2 separate regions of the Mus musculus genome follow, and region 2 is linked to region 1. The links are chromatin loops, found by intact Hi-C in ENCODE. Cell type or tissue: heart. All regions are shown on one strand. Links, peaks and the distances in the headings refer to the core of each region. The heading gives the core; the rest is flanking DNA. Region 1 has its middle 68 kb from the start of Gm52623. Region 2 holds the start of Gm23175 (a small nucleolar RNA gene).

The links. Peaks named below come from ENCODE experiments on the same cell type or tissue, not always from the same donor. Only the 100,000 strongest peaks of a DNase experiment are listed, where the experiment ranks them.
Region 2: a loop joins it to region 1, with 10 times the contacts of the local background. A loop is called at or near these places in 13 of 42 quality-filtered maps.

What each region holds. Positions count from the first base shown.
Region 1 is chr3:34,193,664-34,203,109 of GRCm38, forward strand. No RefSeq gene overlaps it. Among named protein-coding and RNA genes, the nearest start is that of Gm52623, 68 kb to the right of the region's middle. In heart, for the core only: a CTCF peak has its summit at 4,768; no DNase peak of the experiment used is centred there; H3K4me3 peaks cover 602 bases; H3K27me3 peaks cover 2,467 bases.
Region 2 is chr3:33,951,207-33,960,652 of GRCm38, forward strand. Gm23175 (a small nucleolar RNA gene) reads right to left here and starts at 7,994; the gene lies at 7,863-7,994. In heart, for the core only: no CTCF peak of the experiment used is centred there; a DNase peak (open chromatin) is centred at 5,225; H3K4me3 peaks cover 934 bases.

The DNA.
Region 1 (9,446 bases), core at 967-8,966:
TTCCTTCCTCCCACTCTTCCTTCCTTCCTTCCTTCCTTCCTTCCTTCCTTCCCTCCCTCCCTCCCTCTCTCTCTCTCTCTCTCTCTTTCTTTTTTCTTTCTTTCCTTCTTTCTTTCTTTCTTTCTTTCTTTCTTTCTTTCTTTCTTTCTTTCTTTCTTCCTTCCTTCCTTCCTTCCTTCCTTCCTTCCTTCCTCCCTTCCTTCCTTTCTTCCTTTCCTTCTTTCCTTCAGTCCTTCTTTCCTTCTTTCTTTCTTCCTTATATAAGGTCTTATTATATAGACAAAGCTGACCTTGAGCCCAGAGAGATCTCTTGTGTTTACCTTCTGAGTACTGGGATTAAAGGCATGCATCACCACACCTCATCCACTACCCCTTTGACCCCTTTTTTGTGATAGAGTAGCTCAGGCTAGACTAGAACTACTACAGAGGCTGCAGTGGCCTGGAACTCCTCCTCCTGCTTCAGTCTTCCAAGCTCTAGGGTTAAAAGTCTGAGTCTGATTTACAGGTGTGAGAGCCAACGCATAGAAGACCAAAGCCACCAACTTATTGTCACTGGGGCTCAGCGAGTCTGCTTTCTGATTTTGTGTCCCTAACCACTTCTCTGATCCACTTTTGGTAGGTGTGCTGGCTAGATTTTTGTCAGTTTGACACAAGCTAGTGTCACCTGGGAAGAGTGACCCTTGCTTGGGAAAATGTTCCCACCAGATTGACCTGTAGACAAGTTTGTGAAGATGTTTTCCTTAGTTAGTGATTGATGTGAGATGGCCCAGCCCACTGTGGGCAGTGCCATCCCCTGACAAGTGGTTCTGAGTTTTATATATATATATATAAAGAAAAACAAGTTGAACAAATCATGGAGGGCAAGCTGGTAAGCAGTGTTTCTCCATGGTTTCTTCCTCTGTTTCTGTCTGGCTTGCCACAATGGATTGCAATAGTGACACTGAAGCCAAACGGACCCTTTCCTCTCCAAGTCCCTTTTGTGTGTGGTGTTTATTACAGCAAAAGAAAGGAAAAGGGCAGTAAATATCTTTCAGGGGAAGGGCTAGTAATCTTTATCTTCATTTTCTGGTGGTTTTTATTGGGTCAATTCCTAGAGGTAGAATAACTTGGTCAAGGGCTACATAGAATTTCTGACTCCTAAGATGTGTTCTATATTACCCTCTGTGAGCTTCATGCCAAGTCAAGTTTATACCATGCTTGGAAGAGCCTGTCTGTTCACTGGCACCTACCAGTTAATAACCTTGAATTTTCTATCTTGAAATGATGAAGACAGTCTAAGGCTCCAGGGCTCTCTGATAAACAAATGAAGGCAGTTCAGTCCAAGACAATGTGCAACCATTGACTTCAGCAAAGATCACATCATATTCTTGTTTCCTGATCCGTACATAAATGACCTTTATGTTATCATAGTGCTTCCATTGTGTATGTGAGTGTACACTAAAGCCGCTCATGCCCAAGATCTGGAAGCCATTAAGTTCGGTCACAGGTGCCCATCCAAATGTGGCCTCATTTTGACAATTGCTGCCATGGCCAATATTTATAGTATTTTTCAAGCTTTCAGGCAGTTAAAAGCCCTTTTATATTAATAACCTTATATTGCTCTGTGGTTTAAAATAGCACAGAAAATTTCCCCTACTCACATAGGTTTTTATCTAGTATTAGGTGTATTATGTATTGTATGTGCAATGTTAGGCTGTATTTTCAGTTATGGGGATAACTGAACCCTGGTTTTTATTCCTAAAAGATACTTTCTTTACAATCACCCTGAATTCAAAAAGCAATGAACTAGTGGCCAGAAAGTCTAGCCCTGTTTTCTATTTAGGAAAGTTGTGGGCAATTCTATGGCAATTCTGTTGCAATAGCAGAGGGTAAAGGACTTCAATTATACCTGCAGTCATCTGGGTGACTTTGATTAGAAATATAAAGTAACCCCCGAGATGGGATGAACCAGAAGCACCCATTCCCTTTCTGAAGGAGCTTGTTTTCGCTGGTGTCTGAGAGCATCATCACTGCGTCCAGTGGGTACAGCTCAGACTCTAAGCTGCTTTAGGTTCCTAACGGAATTGCCATGCTGGTCAGGAACCTGGAGCAGAGAATAAATACCATCTTCCACAGCACAGCATCAGAAGCTTGTGCCGTTTGCGATTCTTTTCCATTTTTCAGTTTTTAAGTGTGACTTGGTAGATGCTTTATCCTGAACACAATGCTGCCGTTAATAGCGAATGAAATGACTGAGACGGTGCCGAGGGGGGAAAGGAGTAGGCGGAAGGATTTCTAGCCGACCACTGCAAACCACAGGCTGCAATTATCTGCAGCTGAGAACAAGTCGCTTTTAATGTGTCCATTTGGCCAAAAGAGGGAGAATTATAGAGACTGCTCTCCTCTCCCGTCCTCCACTCTGTTTTCTTCTCCATCTTTATGTAGTTTATCATCCATAATTTCAGGATGTATTTTGCCTCTTTAGGCTGTTTTATCTATAGGCTTATGAGGTCAGTCATGTGTGAATTCCTTTGTTAGTCATCTCACCTTTTGCCTTGATGATAGAAAATTGATCAGGCCTAAAGTACAAGCTCAATAGACAACCCTCTTGGTCCTTTGTCTAGGAGAACAGCTACATTGAAGGCCACGAGCAGGTAGCTATTAATATGACAGGCGCTCTATCTCCCACTGTAATTTATAATGAAATACCTAATCTCCATTATTTTGATCCAAGCAGGCGATTCCATGAAAAAGTCTTTTCATCCAGTTCCCAATGGCTGTTGCATGAGAAATGGCAAACCAATAATTTTTGTCAAGTTTTTTAAGCCAACAGAAATGCTTTTCCACGGCTGCGGTTTCAAAAGGCAGAGATAAAGCTCATTCACGGCGATGAATGGAGAAGCCATCTGGGGCTTTCTTTTTGACTTCCTTCCCTTTTCTCCATCCTTGTAATCAAATTTGAGCAAAATGAAATGGGGCTTTCTATGAAAGTACCTTTTGTTGATCTGAACGAGCTGGTAATTTACAAAATACCCTTCCTTTGTGAGGAAGGCTAAAGAAAAAAAGAATCCGTAGCTTTTAAAGCTGGGCCTTAGTGGGACTCTAAATGCAATGAAAGCAGTCTGTGTGGAGAGATTGAAATGCATTTCAAAGCCAGGCCTGACTAGGGGGGCACGGAGAACAGACCTATGAGCGTTCCCTAGGAAGGGAAAAAAGTGAATGGAGAATGGGAGAGAAGCGGGAGCTGTGGACCGGGTGTTGAAGTTACCGTGGCTCTGTGGACTCAGTCGTCTCCAGTGGGGCCGAAGTTGGACGTCTCGCTGTCCAGGAGACTGAGCGGTCTGAGCAGGGAAAGTTTGGAGCTCCGCGTGATTGGAAAGAATGAAGGTGTGAGGATTCTGCCAACTTTTTCCTTTCTCTGCGTGTGCTGGGATCTTGTGGGGACTGCTTCAAGAGAACCCGCAGATGTGAGTTTCCCGACGACTAACACTTACTTCCCTCTTCTTTTTGCCTGCTAGATTTCTTCTCACCAACCCCTCTTCACCCGTCGGAGCCAGAAGGATGTGTGGATAGACGGCTTAAGAACAGTAAGTAACGTGAGCTGTTTTCTTCCATCCCTGTTCAGGATTCGTTGCAACAGAGCTGAGGTTTGCTTGTTGGAGGCGTTTGGGATAAGCACGCACTCCTTGAAGGGAAGGGAGCTTCCTGCCACGTTTGCGTTGTTTGATGTGAATTCTGGTTGACTTAGCTGGTTTTTACTGGTGACAATCAACGTTCTCAGTGCTGCTTCCTCTTGTGATCTGTGATGCTGAGCTTTGTGTGGCATGGAACATACGCGTGCTAGTGTAGTAGTTTAAGATACCCTGTGAGTATCACAGGCACTAGCTCTGGGGTTGCTTCTGTGAGCTAAGCACCCCTTGTACATTTCCCTTTTAAGTTCCAGTCATCATGATTTCTCTCCATTTATGCATGAGGTAAAATTGTAGCAAAAATTATGTGAACATATTTTCTCACAATAAACATCAGAGAGAGAGAGAGAGAGAGAGAGAGAGAGAGAGAGAGGAGTTGTTTTGCTACTTAAAAGTCAAACCATTTTAAAGGTGACTTAAGCAAAATGTCTTGTCATTTAAACATTTCAATGAACCATAATACAAATAACAAAGGTAGTTTCCTGTTTGAGAAAGGGAAAAGTGCATTTTTAACGTCCCAGAAGTCAGACAGATCAGTTACCTGAAACCTTATACTTTGGATTAGAGCCCATGCCACAGGTAATCTTAAAAAGGCAAACGGAACATTGGCACTTGTAAGTAGCCACAGTGTTATTTTAAGTTTGAGAGGTAGCTCAGCCAGAATGGCATAAATGAGCACAGCCAGCTCTCCTGTCTCAGGGTGGCATGAAAAGTGTTTATACTGAAGACCACATTTCAAAGGTGAGGCGCAGAACCCCACAGAGGCAGCCTTCCTGCTCCCAGAGCCAAGAGCAAAACAACCCAGTGAGATCAGGGGCTTTAAGGACTGTTTAACTCTTTAGACTCTTGGCTGAAGGTTTGTTGTTGTTATTGTCTAATAGAGAGATGCAATGCACAATACAGGACTCAGGTGGTCTCACACGAGTCTTGATGAGGGACAAGCCATGTCCCTCTGACGGTTTGTCACATGGAATCTGAATTCCCAGAGGATTGCCTCAGACAGGTCTGTTTTCCACACTCTGGCTGTTCCTTTTTGCCAACTTCCTGAAGCCACATCTCCAAGCCTCGAGGTTTTGAGTCATTGCTGCCTCCTAACGCCTGACTTTGAAACAGCATGCCTGGCCAGCTGCCGTGAAGGTGGCACTGGGGTACTGGTTTGTGCTGGTATTGCAGTTTCAAAGGGCTTTACCTCTGATTATAACAGTTCCTGGATAGTAGACTGAAACCTGAGGGACGGGGCTGGGCACAGGAGGAAGAGCAAGTCAGTTAGCGTGTAGTAACCTATCGGTGAGGTGGTGTGGTACTCTATGTGCTGACCCACATCAGTATCTGGGAACGATGCCTTACAGTGTTGACCCCCATCATTGCTGACCCTCGGCATCGATAATGTGTGCTGTTAGCTGGTCTCGTGTACAATCAATATCTTATTTTTCATAACTTTTCTTGAGGGTTATCAGAGTGCTTCTGCTGAAATGGACATACTTTATGTTAGGTGAAGTGTCTCTGCAAAGAAGGTATTAGAAATGTGTAATCAGACCAGAAAGCCCATGGGGCCTAACGGTTCAGCCCGTGGATGCTTAGCTGCCTGCTTAAAGTTTTGAGAACCTCTGATGGCTCTTGGTGGTAAAGCCGTGAGAATTTCTGCTTCCCTCTGGTTTAGACAGTGTTGTATAAGATTGCTGTCCGTGTGCTGGGGACCTGGAGAGCTGGTTAATCCCTGAGTAGTGACTGGGTCACCAGGATCATTGCATTTCTGGCTTGCAAGCCCCCTATTCTTTGACATAACAACTGATATACTACATATTTTATTCTTTGTAAAGCCAAAGCAACCGCCGATCAGCTAATTCCAGGGATCTTAGGAATCTAAGATCTGTGGGGTATCTTCAAAAGTTACAGGAATAGAGGGTGAGATTTCTGAGAGGTGCTGGTGAGTCTGAGACTTTTTTGAGGGTTTTGGTGTCCTGCCTTCTTGTTAGGGCTGCTTGGAGACTTTTGTTAAGAGTCAAGGCTGTTTTCCATCACAGAGGCCACCAAACTTCCAGTGTTCTCGAGGGGCTTGGAGAACCTGAGAGGAGGCGGAGGTTCAAGCTGGACTTTACCTCCCCTGGCATGGAAGGGTCTGTGCCCTGAGGTTCTGATGGTCCCTAGGCCGCCCTACCAGGGGGTGCTTGCTTTCTGTTTTCAGGGTACAGAAAAGGGGCTGGCTGGTCTTAACTCTAGGCTCTGTGAGTGCTGCTCTGGGCTGTTCACTGTCATGTTGGTAGAATCTCACTCTCTCTAGCTGTCACATGGGATGCCTTTGAGAAGATGTGGGAGGTGCCCTCTCTTTGTAAGCATGATGATTGGTCCACTCACCTTACATGGTGATGAGCAATGGGCTTCCTTAGACAATAACATCACTATAAACCCAGAGGCATCCAGGTTCTGTGGGCAGCGAGAACAAAGCACACGCATATTTTGATCAACACTAAGATTGGTCCAGTGACCCATGACCCTGGAGGGAAGAGTACCAACTTCCACCATGCACTAAAACTGTAGTGGGAAGATGGGTGACCCAATACAGGACATACATTCTCTTGTAGCCCCACCTCTGCATGGGTTTTGATGTAGCCGCTGTAAATAATTAGGTCTAAGACTCAGGGACAAAGGAACCACACATATAAAAAGGTCACATACTAATTATTTTTTGAGTCAAGCTCCTTTAGACTCAATATTTATTGCAGCAGAAACAAAAGTGGAAAACCCCACCATCTCACACAGTAAGTACGTCACCCATGATGCTGCTCACCCTCACAGATCTAGAGTCACGGTCTCACAGAGGGGAAAGCAAGATCAGAGGGAGTCAGTACTGATGTCTGTTCATACAGGCATCGTGAGAGTGTAGGCCTGTGCTCTTCTCATGCCTAAGCATCTTTTGGGGTAACACAGATGTCTGGTGCTTTTTGAGGGGTAACACAGATTTCTGGGGCTCCTGTCCTGCCTAGTGTATTTATGTTTTCTGTCTTAGTTCGCTTTCTGGTACTGTGATAAAACGCCCTGGCTTAAGGGAGAAAGGGTTCATTTTGGCTCCTCTTGGCAGGGAAATCGTGGCATCAGGAGCTTGAGGGAGCTGGTCACACTGTGTGCAGTGCTGAAAAGCTGAGACGGGTCAGTCACACTGTGTGCAGTGCTGGAAAGCTGAGACGGGTCAGCACAGGCTGCTCCCAAGCTCCCTTTCTCTATACAGTCCAGGGTCCCAACCAGGGAATGCTGTCAGCCATGGTAGATGAGTCTCCAGATCTCTATCAGTGTGGTCAAGGGGCTGGTTCTAAGTTGATTCCAGATCCATTCAAATTGAAAATATACACTAGGAACCACATCCTCTTTTAGTTTGTGTTCCAAGACAGTCCAGAGCCATAGACCTCAATTCTTCTCTGAATTTGTAAAATCTAATCTGCTTTCATGGGTGAGAAAGCACACAGTGATGTTCCTATGGGGAGGGGAAGATTTACTTTGCATATCTTGTCAAACTCTCTTGAGCACCCCTGGTTTCCAGAGCACTTTCTTGGCTGGTCAGCACCAGAGGTTTTCTTTTTAAGTCTTTCTTCATGTTCCACCCAGTTCTCCATGTGTCTGATTCTGTTTCTGGACCCCTTTCTTCTGTATCCATCTTTAACCCAGTCATATTGTGGCACACAAGAGTAGTCCAGTTTGTCTTAACACCCAGATGTGAATATGTCTTAGCCCAGTGCCAAGCTCAGCTTAACCCCTAATTCCTGTATGGCGACAGTTGCTATCCTGCTTAGTGGTAATGGACATCCTGTGTGGGCACAAACAATCCCACCACATATTTTCCTTGAAGGAAAACCACATGGGTGTTTTGGACACTGCCCTAAAAGTGTATTCTTCAGCAGGACTTTAAACAGGACACCAGGACTATCTCTCCAACAGCCGTGCTCAGAGATTTCACTGTTTCTAGTTGCTGTGGTGACTGAATCAAAGGTTAAAACCCAAACTGAAACCAAACCAAAGACCTCATAAAAGGGTGAGTTCCCATGGGGACAAGACCAAGCTCTTAGAGACTAGATTTGAACAGAAAGCTTTGGTAGAGGAGTAAGCCCAGTTAGAACATGAGAAGGCAACGAAGGAAAAACAACTCGCCAAGAAACACCCCTCTGTGACGGAGTCCTACATGTCTTGCTTATCTCACACAGTTCATCCTTGTGGACGTGAAAAGTGATACTTTAAATTTGCACACTAAACAAGCAAGGAAAAGCTTATGCCAGAGATCATATCTAGGACGAGAAGATGGCTGGGAGGTGTTGTAAGATGGCAGCTGCATCTCCAGGATCAACACAGAGAGGTTTAGGTTTGCAATGGTCCGCTCTAAGGCGGTGATCACAGTACAGCATTTTCTGCATAGATTTTCCTTTAAGTCACTCAGTCCTTTGCTCCTGCCTTTGGTTTAAAACCTTGGTGTTATGTGGCTCATAGAGCCTTGACCATGATTCTCAACCACTGTAGGTCTTTTAGGAGATGATGTCAAGATCATCCACCATATGACATTGCTTTTCTTGTCATACGGAAGGCTTAAACTCACTGCCCGTGCTAATGACAGACTCCCTCCACAGCGCTCTGAGCCACGTCAGAGATGGAGGTATTTTTCCTCCTAGTAAGATAGTTGCAGACAGAGATGGAGGAGAGCATGTGCGCTAGACTACAGGGGCCTAGAAACATGAACCAATGCTTAGTGACTTGCAGACTCTCAGCTGTTGTTGCTATGAACAGAGGGAAGGCTAGGCACTCTGCCCAGGCACAGCTTTAAGGTGGGAGCCAGCAGGACACCCTTCGATGAAGATCTAAGCTCACCTTGCAGTGCTGAAGATCTAGATACAGGTCCCAGATCATGAGTCCCTCTTACCTCCTAGGGGAGTGACATCTTTATAGATACAAACTTCCTTGGACACATAGCAAGTGCTTGGCCATCTATGGTTTACAAATGACATCTATAACACAATTTTATCGCCCTCTTTTTGGGGATCATCAGGTGTGGCCAAAGAGAGAATCACTTTTATGTCCTCATAGAAAATTTAAGAAAGAAAAAAAATCACTGTCTTTTAATTTTCTAAAATTAATTATTTTTTAATTTTATGTGTATGATGGCTGTTTCACCTGTTTGTATTTCTGTGCAGTATGCACACACCTGGCTGCCCACAGAGGCCAGAAGAGGGAATCAGATCACCTGAACCTGTGGCCACCATATGAGGTGCTGGGAATCCAACCTATGTCCTGTGCAGGAATGATAATTTGAACCACTGAAATGTCTCTCCTGCCTGTCACTTTTTTTTTTTTTTTTTTTTTTTTTTGGATAGAGGCTTCCATGTAGCTCAGGTTAGCTTCAGACTTGCTATGTAGCTGAGGGTGGCCCTGTACTCCTGAGCCTCCTTCTTCCAGTTCTCCAATCATGCACACCATGCCTGGTTTACGCAGTACAGGGGATCGAACCCCAGGGTTTCATTCATGACAAGCACTGAGATATACCTTAGACCCTGAACAAATAACATTTATGGTTTCTAAAAAACAAACAAACAAACAAAAAACAAAAACAAAAACCCCTCAGGTGTCTGTACGGCTAGTACAATCCACCATTTGTGCAGTGAGACAATATATATAAGCCAAGGGTTACAGGTATAGAGAGAGGAATGGGGAGAGAAAGGGGGAACTGTAAACACGAAGAACGTTCTAAAATAATTCACTTATTTGGAGGCTTTCCTCCAGCTTGCTAAAGGTGTTTATTTA
Region 2 (9,446 bases), core at 1,073-9,072, 240 kb before region 1:
CATATATGAGGTTTCTTTTTCTTTTTTTTTTTTTTTTATATATGAGGTTTCTAATTGTGTTAATTGTACTAAAATATACCAACATCTCTGTGTGAGATTGAGAGTTGTTTTATTTCCTTTTTAAAATAAATTTTAAAGAATTAAAAGTCATTGTGTGTGTGTGTGTGTGTGTGTGTGTGTGTACTTACATGGGTTTATATGCAGCACATGAAGACCAGAAGAGGACCTTGGACCCTGGAGCTGGAGTTATAGATGTTGTGAATGTAGTGTGGTCCTTTTCAAGAGCAGGTCATGTGCTCAGTTACTAAGCCATTTCTCCTGCCTTCCTTCTTACTTCCTTAATGCTATGTGATTTTGTTTAAGGTTTCACAATAAAGATGTTTCATTTAAAAAAACAATTTCTACCAACAGTGTCAACTCTGGGAGCTCTCAGAGACTGACCCACCAACCAAAGAGCATACATGGTCTGGTCCTGGGCACATATCTAGCAGAGGACTACCTTATCTGGCCTCAGTGGACGAGGATTCGCCTAATCCTATAGAGACTTGATGCCCCAGGGAAGGGTGATGTGGGAGGATGGATGGGAGGGGGAGCACCCTCTTAGAGGTAAAGGGGAGGGGGATAGAGTGAAGAACTCTGGGAGCAGGGACTGGGAGGGGAATATTTAGAATGTAAATAAATAAAATAATTAATTAAAAAAATCTCCATTTAATAAGACAGTTATGACACAGACATATACATACACTCTGCATGATGAGTTCCGGGGAGTCTTGGGGAAGTGATTCATCCGCTAATAAAATTCATTGAGTGTCATTGTAGGCATAAATGACACCATCACATACCTTCACAAGCAAAGTAGAGAGGACCATGGAGTCTGGGTGTTTATATCTTCTCATAGAGGAGAGCAAATGTAAATGTGTTAATGAAGTAATAAGAAAAATAAAATTAGCTAATATGACAGGAGGTGAGGACGGGTTTACATTGTGTATCTGCGTGTATGTGTGTGTGTGTGTGTGTGTTCATATGGGTACCTGCATATGCACATGCATGTGGAGGCAGAGGACAATATCAGCCTTAGGCACTTATTTTCTCTCCCTGATCCAAGAATCACCAAGTAGGCTAGGCTGCCTGGCCAGGAAGCCCTTGAGAGCCACCTGACTCTTCACCTTGGTGCTGGGACTACAGGTGTGTGCCAGCACGCACAATGGTTTTCATGAGTTCTAGGCTTGGAGCACCCCAGCCCAGGCCTCGTTTCAGATTTCTATGACTCAAGTGTTGTATAAGCTGAGGAAGTAGATGTTTCCATGGAATGGAAAAAATGAGGCCCAAACCTTATGGAGAATGAACTTGCACAGAGGGGCTTTGGAATTGGGAAGCAGAGTGAGGCGGGCTTCACATGAAAGTTTAGGTTTTACTCTGACTGCAGAGGAATGCAATTTACAATTTGAAAGTATCTTTCTGTGTGCTGTGTAGAATATGGACACAGGGAATGAAAAAGAATCAAACAGCTTTTAACTTCTACTTCAGTCAAGAGCTGCTTGGCTAGACATGTGTTATTTGGTGTGTGTGTGTGTGTGTGTGTGTGTCTGTGTGTCTGTGTGTCTGTGTGTCTGTGTGTCTGTGTGTCTGTGTGTCTGTGTCTGTGTGCGCGTGTAGAGGTTAGACTAAAACTTTCAGAAGTGAGTTTTCTCCTTCTCTCTTGTTTTTAGTCTGGGTCTCTCTTGCTTCTGTTAGTGTGCATACTTCAAGCCAGCTGACCTGCTGGCTTCGAATGTTTGGATTCAAATGTGTGGAGAGCGTTTGGGGGCCACTTGGTAGGAATCTGACATTGGGCCAGGACAAGGAAATGGGCTTCAAGCAGGAATCTGACATTGAGCTATGACAAGGAAGTAAGGTTAAGCAAGAATCTAATTTTAGGCTAGAACAGGGAAGTAAGTTCAGGCAGGAATCTAATTTTAGGCTAGAACAAAGAAGTAGCTTCAGGCAAGAATATGACTTTGGGCTAGGACAGGGAAGTAGGCTTAGATATCTTGGTCATCCTGATAAGCCCTTAGAAACCATGATCACGGGAGTGATCATGGGACTTTGTTTATTGCCTTGCTTGTTCCTTGACTATTTGTGTTTATTGTCTTGCTTGTTCCTCAACCTAGAACTGATCTTAGTACTTGCATGTAATTAAAATGGTATAAAAGCAGATTAGGAAAAAATAAACCTGCCTCAGAACTGGCTGGGGTCATGTTACAATGTTGTCTAATTGACTTTTTTCTTTTTAATCCTCACTTCTGCGCTGGAGGGAGAACCTGTTGACTGACTGAGCTGGCTTGGTCATGCACGCTTTTGCATCTGGACCTTTTGGGGGGAGGGGGTTCCAGGCATCCCCAGCAAGTACCTTCTTCACCCAGGGAGTCGCCTCACTAGGCTTCAGATTAGAAAGAAATTTTGAAGATGAAGAAAAAGAATAACCAACTACCCACATTTGAAAGACAATCAGTCAAAAGATGGGACCATTTATGGTCAGGGTAAAGCCAGGTAGATGGGGGGAGTAACAGGGGATGCAGTCCATGGCTAGCCATTTAAGAAGAAATGAGATAACTGCATGAACATGGGGCACAGTGAGGCTCTAAGTACAGGATCCGAGCATCCTATGCTAGAGGATGGGTAGGATTCAAAGCCCGGATGGGATTACCTAAGAGGGGCATCAGGTGCAGTGAGAGAGCTGTGTGCTCAGAGCCCTGCAGCTTCCTCTCCAGCAGGCAGCCTTCTGGGGAGCAGGGAAACTCCGTGATTGTTTCCACACAATATAACAGATGATGATGCACATTTCAAACAGAGACTAGAAAACAAGGCAAACAGGTGCGAACAGGCAGCAGATGTTTATTCCGTATTTGTAACTGTTCACCATTTGAAAATAGCGATGATGAGGCCAGGGAGGTGGGTCTGCAGGGGCAGGTGATCGACTCTCACAAGTTCTCTGACCTCCATACAAGTATTCATGTCAAACACACAATAAATAAATGGACAAATGTAAAATAGTGATAATGTTGGTATTGTTAGATAGATAGAGGCTCAGTCAGTAAAGTGCCCACCTTGCATGCATGAGGACCTGACCCTGAACCCTGTTTATTTGTTTGTTTGTTTTAAAAACCACAAGTGGTGAAGAAGGCAGTCAGGAGGAAGATGCTAGGGCCACAGCTGAGCCACACGTGTGTTAAGGGTAGTGACAGTCCCAACAGCCAGTCTTGTAGAGGGTGACAGCCTGCATCACTCTCATAGCATACTGGAATAAAGAAAAAGAGAAGGGAGGGAAGGAAGGAAGGAAGGGCTATGACGTCATCCACTGAAATTGCTAGTAGTTCCCCAGAGAAGTCTGCTTAAAGTCTAAGCTATAATTGAATTTATAACAATTGCACATTTTTCTAACGTCACATTGTAGCCCAATTACATCACTTTTGTGCCCTGCCACCACTGTGGGACTTTTTACGAGTACTAAATTCTGTCCTGGTGTGGGAGTACACACATCCAGCACAAAAGAATCACGAGTTCTGAGCCAACCTGAGCAGCATAGTGAGTCTAAGGTCCACCCGTCTTCTTGTGGGCGTTGGAGGGGGTATATAAAAAATTCTGGCTACTTGAACTGTATCTCCATTCTGTCCCTTTGATCCACAGACCATTCACTAACACAGCCTCTGACACTGTAATCTGCCAGTACGAAGGACCCAGGGTGCCTTTTGTTTTGAGGTGGGGGTGGGGGATGGAGGGTTGGAGGGGGAGGGGTGGGGTGGGTGGAGAGAGGGGGTCCGGACTGGGGAATCAAAGTCAACTTGTAGACCCACTTGTTCTGCACTCAGCTGCGATTGGAATTCCCCTGTGGTTTGTATTGTTGTTAATTTGACCCTGTTTGCCTAGACTTTACTGTTTGGCTTTGGTTATCTGAGAGAAGCCCACGTCCTAGGGCTGTGGCTGGCTTCCACACCTGATTTGGTGGTCCGAACTTCGCTCATTGTTGTGACTGTTTTGCTAGGCTCACAGTGGGCGTGGCTTTTCTCCAACTAGCCCTCCGTTTAACTACCCCATGCTGGGGAGAGAGGTGTTACTGCTTCAGCACTGCGGCTGGTCTGCACTTAAGAAACTTGTTACAATTTGTCCAAACACACCTTCTAATGACAGGGATGGTGTAAAGAAGCTAATGACAGATCAGAGGCTCCAGCCTTGTAACCTCACACCTGTCAGAAGTGGCTGCCTACTGACCTGCAATTACGCTATTATGGGAATGTTCCACACTAAACTACTCTGAGAACTGGTGAAACTAACTTAAAGGTTTTAAACTATACTCTTCATGTATTCATTAACAACGCTCATGGGATGTCTATTCGGTGTAAGGGCTACAACAATCATCAGCAGATGAAGGCCAATAGCTTTGTGTGGAAGGCAGAAAATTAAATAATTTCTGCAAAATGGTACGGATGCTCTATTATAGCAAGTTCCAGGGGGCAGTGGGTATCCCTGGGGAGGAGCGTCTTGTGTATCGACTTTGAGGCGCCTTGGTGCCATTACTGATGGAGCAACTGAGATATGCATAATTTTATTGCCACTTGGCTTTTATGTATTCAATCTAGAAGTCTCTTCCTAAAAACAGATGAGATGGAAGCCTGCAGGTTCACTTCCTGTTAGTTTAAAACAATTTCTGAAACGGTACACTTTATGCAGTTTCTTTTGGCTCACAGATTAGGACACAGAAAAACTTCAAGAAGCTGTCGGGCCACCTGCCCAGCTTCAGGTGAGAACCCCTGGTGGCTCAGCTCACTGAACAGGAAGCGCAACACAGCGTGGTCGAGAGACTGGGGGAGGTACCAAGATCACTTTGTGCTCGCAAGGTAGCCAATCCAGCCCTGCAAGGGAATTCTTTAAGGGGACATTCTAATCCTTCTAAAAGGTTCCAGTGCCTGGCAACCTCCATAGGAATTCTGCCGGGCACCAAGAATCCCACAGCAAGTTCATCAACTACCTCTTTCCTACTTCACATCCGTGATGAGAGAGGAGCCACAGGTGTGAGAGGACTGAGAGGCACCAGGCTCACTCTGCATCCGCCTGTGCTCAGCTGGACAGGATCAATCTATTCTCTGGGCAAGAACCCTGTGATGTAAACTGAGAAAGGGCAGGAGATAAGCAGGGCGGTACTAACTCAAGGGCAGCAGGCAACGGTGCGGGGTTGGGTCAGGGGAAAATGACGCATTAGGACTTGCTGTACTTCTCCTGTCCTCTAGATGGCAGCAGCGGAACGAAATAGAGAAAACCTGTTTCCATAGAAACAGTCCGCGTCTTCTACACAAAAATAATCTTAGGGCGTTATTTGAAACAAGGTCTTTAAGTTGTTTTCTATAGACACCGAGGTACTTCTGTGGTGTTTCAAGAGTGAAAAATCAGTACACAAACATCCTAAAGATTGTTCAGCTCCTCAGGCCACCAATAATCGACATCAGTATGGATTTTCTCTTATACCAAGAATACCTCTGAGATATGCTTTGTAGTGTCTCACAGATTTACATCTGGAAGCTGAGACATCAACACTGAATGTGAAATGTAGTTTGAAAGTTAACGGAAACCCCTCCTATGAAAGACCAAGTAATTGCATGAGTAAACAGGAAATGAACCTGCAGTACAGAGGGCAGAACCCATCACACCACAAGAAGGCTGAAAGCTCTTGGTGGCTTCAAAAAAGAACTTCCAGAGACTGTAGCTTACCCAGAGGTTATATTTTTATTTTTGCACGCATCCAGGCTGTGGTACCAAGGATCTCTAAGGGTTTGATACCTCAAAAAGTTACACCTCTGTATTCATAGACAAATTTAGGATGTGCCATTCTGTCTGCCTCCAAGTCTCTCAAAGGTGCCATTTGGATCCAATGGAATGATTTTAGTGCTGGAATAAAAAGCATGCATATATATGCGCACGTGTGTGTGTGTGTGTGTGTGTGTGTGCGTGTGTGTGTGTGTTTACATGGTGCTGGAGATGGATTCTAAGACTCGGTGGGTGCTAGACAAGCACTCAGTGAGAATTAACCAGTCAGAGTCTTTGGGAAAGTAGTTCAGCAATGCAAAACTGGAATTTTAATATTCTGTCTTTTCTTTGCTCCAATCGTAGCTTCTGAGAGGGGAAAAATCAGGAAGGTGGAAGGGTTACGTACAAACACGATCTCCGTTCTGTGGCGTTAACGATGAGCTAACTGGAGGTGGTGCGTAGTGGAGACTGCCTTGCAGTAGCAGGCAGAGTGGATCCAGTCATAGGTCCGCATTTGTCATGTTCTCTGAGAGGCACTGGGTACCCTCCAGTGGATGGCTGGGAACCTAACCTCTCTGTGACAGTGTGACATCAAGGCAAAAAGGGTTGGAAGCTTAGCTGATGGAGCACCTGCATCGCAAGCACAAAGACCTGGGTTCTGTCCCCGGCACCACATCAACAGAGTGGGCTGGCATATGCCTTTAACTCCAGCACTCAGGAGGTAAAGGCAGGAAGATGAGAAGTACACGGTCATCCTCAACTATGTTGTGCGTTCAAGATCAGCCTGTGACACCAGACCAAGGACTGGCTAGAGGCAGAGAGTTATCAAGCACACAGCACCACACCCATCTTTGTCTGTCTAAAGCGGCTCCTGGAGGTTAACTCAGATCCTCATGCCGACACGTCCAGCCGCTGACAGACTGGGCTGACTTCCTACTTCTGAATCTTTTCATTTTTAAGAATGTCTAAACTGCTAGGAAAAGACCGTGAGGCCTCAACACTACACAAAGAACTACAGGCAACTGAGGAATGCCAAGCTGTAGAAATAGTCTTCCCCGAGGAAAATCACGTGAAGTGATTATCCGAATCAGTCAGCCCTGAAAACGTGCATACAAGTAACATTATACTGAGCAGGCTGTGCTTATGTGTGTAGGATCCATATGTATATCCATATCCATATAGGCATGTAACCTCAATTAATGACATTAAGAGGCAGGGCTAGCTCTCCCGTGCTCATGCCCTCAGGGCTGGCTTATCTGCAATGCCCACAGCTAAGGCTAGCTCTACTGCGTTGTTCAGTAGAGGTATAGGGCCAGATCTCCTGAGTGCTACAACAGGTGAGGGTAAGAGTCCACTCTCCTACTCTCATGACCCCAGGACCAGATCTCTCTTGTCCATGCCAAAGCAAACTGCACCAGAGTCAAGTGGCAGGGCCAACTTTCCCATGTTGGTGTTGTCAGAGCTGGCTCAACCTGCAACTCCTGAAACGTGCGGGGCTGGTTCTTCCAAGTACTGCAGCTGGCTGAGGGTGGGTTCCGCTCTCCTGTTCTGTGTCCCTAGGGCCAGCTCTTCCACAATGCCCAGGCAAGTGATGAGGCCAGTTCCACACAGCCCTCATGCATCAACATTTCCCCAGACCGAAGCCCAAACTAGGAATTAGGTGTCTGCCTGGTCTTTGGTAGTAACAGACCCCCTTCTGCTGCAGGGCCATGGACCCAGATGTAGCCCCTAGTGGCAGCACAAGCCAGGACCCCACCATGGTTCCAGATGGCATCACTGGCTACTCACATCAGGCTGTTCCTCACTACCCTCGAGTCTCTAGTTCTGCCTCTCTTCTGTGCCCACATCCTTCTGTTTCTCTCTCTCTCTTCCATTTCTCCACCACTTACTTGCTTAATGGTACTCAGAGTATCTGAGTGCTAGACTCATCTCAGGAGTGCTATGCCTCGCCCATGCATTATGGCACCAGGCAGGCGTCATCTCTGGTGTGGTCTGCCACCTCCCCACCTCCAGGCCTGCATGATGTCCAGACTCCATGGCACCAGACTGTTGGTTATCTCGGGCTTGCTTTTTTTTCAGGGAGGTAAGTTAGGCTGCTAATCATTCAGATGTTCGTAGGAAAGAACACTGAGCATACTCATAGCGTCTCTCCCCTCTGCCACCTTCTGATGCACATGTGACACAGCAGCCACATCTGCAATGCCTTCAGTGGCAGGTAAGTGTTTTGTTTTGTTTTGTTTTGTATTTTTAAAGAGGAAAAACTAGAATAACCAAATTGGGTATGGTGGAACACGTCTGTAATATCAGCCTGTGGGAGACAGAGGCAGGAGTGTGGTGAGACTGAGGGCAGCCTGGGCTACATGGTGAGACCAGGTGAAATCACTTGGTAAACCAAAGGCTTTCCTATCATTCAGTCGTAGGAAGCATCCAACACAGGAGGTCAGTTTCTTCTCAAAGTGGGTCTGACTACTGATCTATTTCATTGGAAATCTGCCATAGAAAGGGAGGGTCACACTGCTGCTTCAAAGCCTTGGTGAAACTGCTTGCGGCTTGGCCAGACATTGGATTGCTGCCATGCAGTGTGTGTGAAGCTCCACAGAACTGGTAACAATGACACTCGGTACTTCTGATGGTTGTATAAACACTTGCCCAAGAACCCAGAAACAAGGTCATTCATTCTCCCTTGCATGGTCAAAATGCCACTTTTGGTTGGAGACGGCTCAGTGGGTAAAGGCCTGTAAGCCTAGTGAGCCGAGTTCAAGTCCATGTAAATATGAGTGAATTGTATCAACTCCATAGTATTGCCATGCTATCTCCACATATGTGCCATGTTACATGCATGCACGTGCGCACACACACACACTATATGCACTCACAACAATGAATAATGATGTCAGTTATTTTAGTCTCTGACATTCCTTTCTGTCCATCTCTTTATACCCTCTCCAATCAAGAAACCACTTCGACTATGCTGGCCACGAGATCCTGGTCAGTGGCATTTCGCCTGTCAAGCTCTGTCAGTCTCTTGTAGCTTCCACTTCCTGAGACACCTGTCTCTCAGTCATTATGGGAAGTCACATAACTCTAACTCTAGCCAAGTCTTTAATTGCAGGGAATTTTTTTTTATAGTTAAATTCTTCTTTTATAAGCAAAGGCAGTCCCTCAAGTCAGCTTTTATCCAATACAAAATCATCTGTAGCAAAGTTAGTATGCATATGCGCTTGGAAGGACGCTGAGTTCTGAACCATGACCTTTGGGCATCTCTGGACTTGGAAGAAGAGCTAAAGGCTGCATGTGGCTGTGTGTTCTTCCAGTCTACAACACAAAGTACTGGGGCACTTCTGATGGGTGTCTCCTTTCGCCGCCACCCAGCCTGTAATCCCCCTTCCCCACCAATCCTTGTGAAGGACTCCTGCTCTGCAGGCCAATAGGCTGCTAGCACATAGGACAACCCAATGTGCTAGTGTGAACCGTTAGGCTGCACTGTGCGGTCATGGTGATTGATACCTTGCCTGCAGTTGCTTATTTGATTGTAAATGACAGTATCTGAGCTCCTTTAGACCCTGCATTCTGTGTTTACCCATCGCTCACCCTGTGCTCACTGCAACAGAAATAACAGTGACAGAAAATAATCTGTCACAAGAATGAGTTCTCTTCCTTAATCCTGG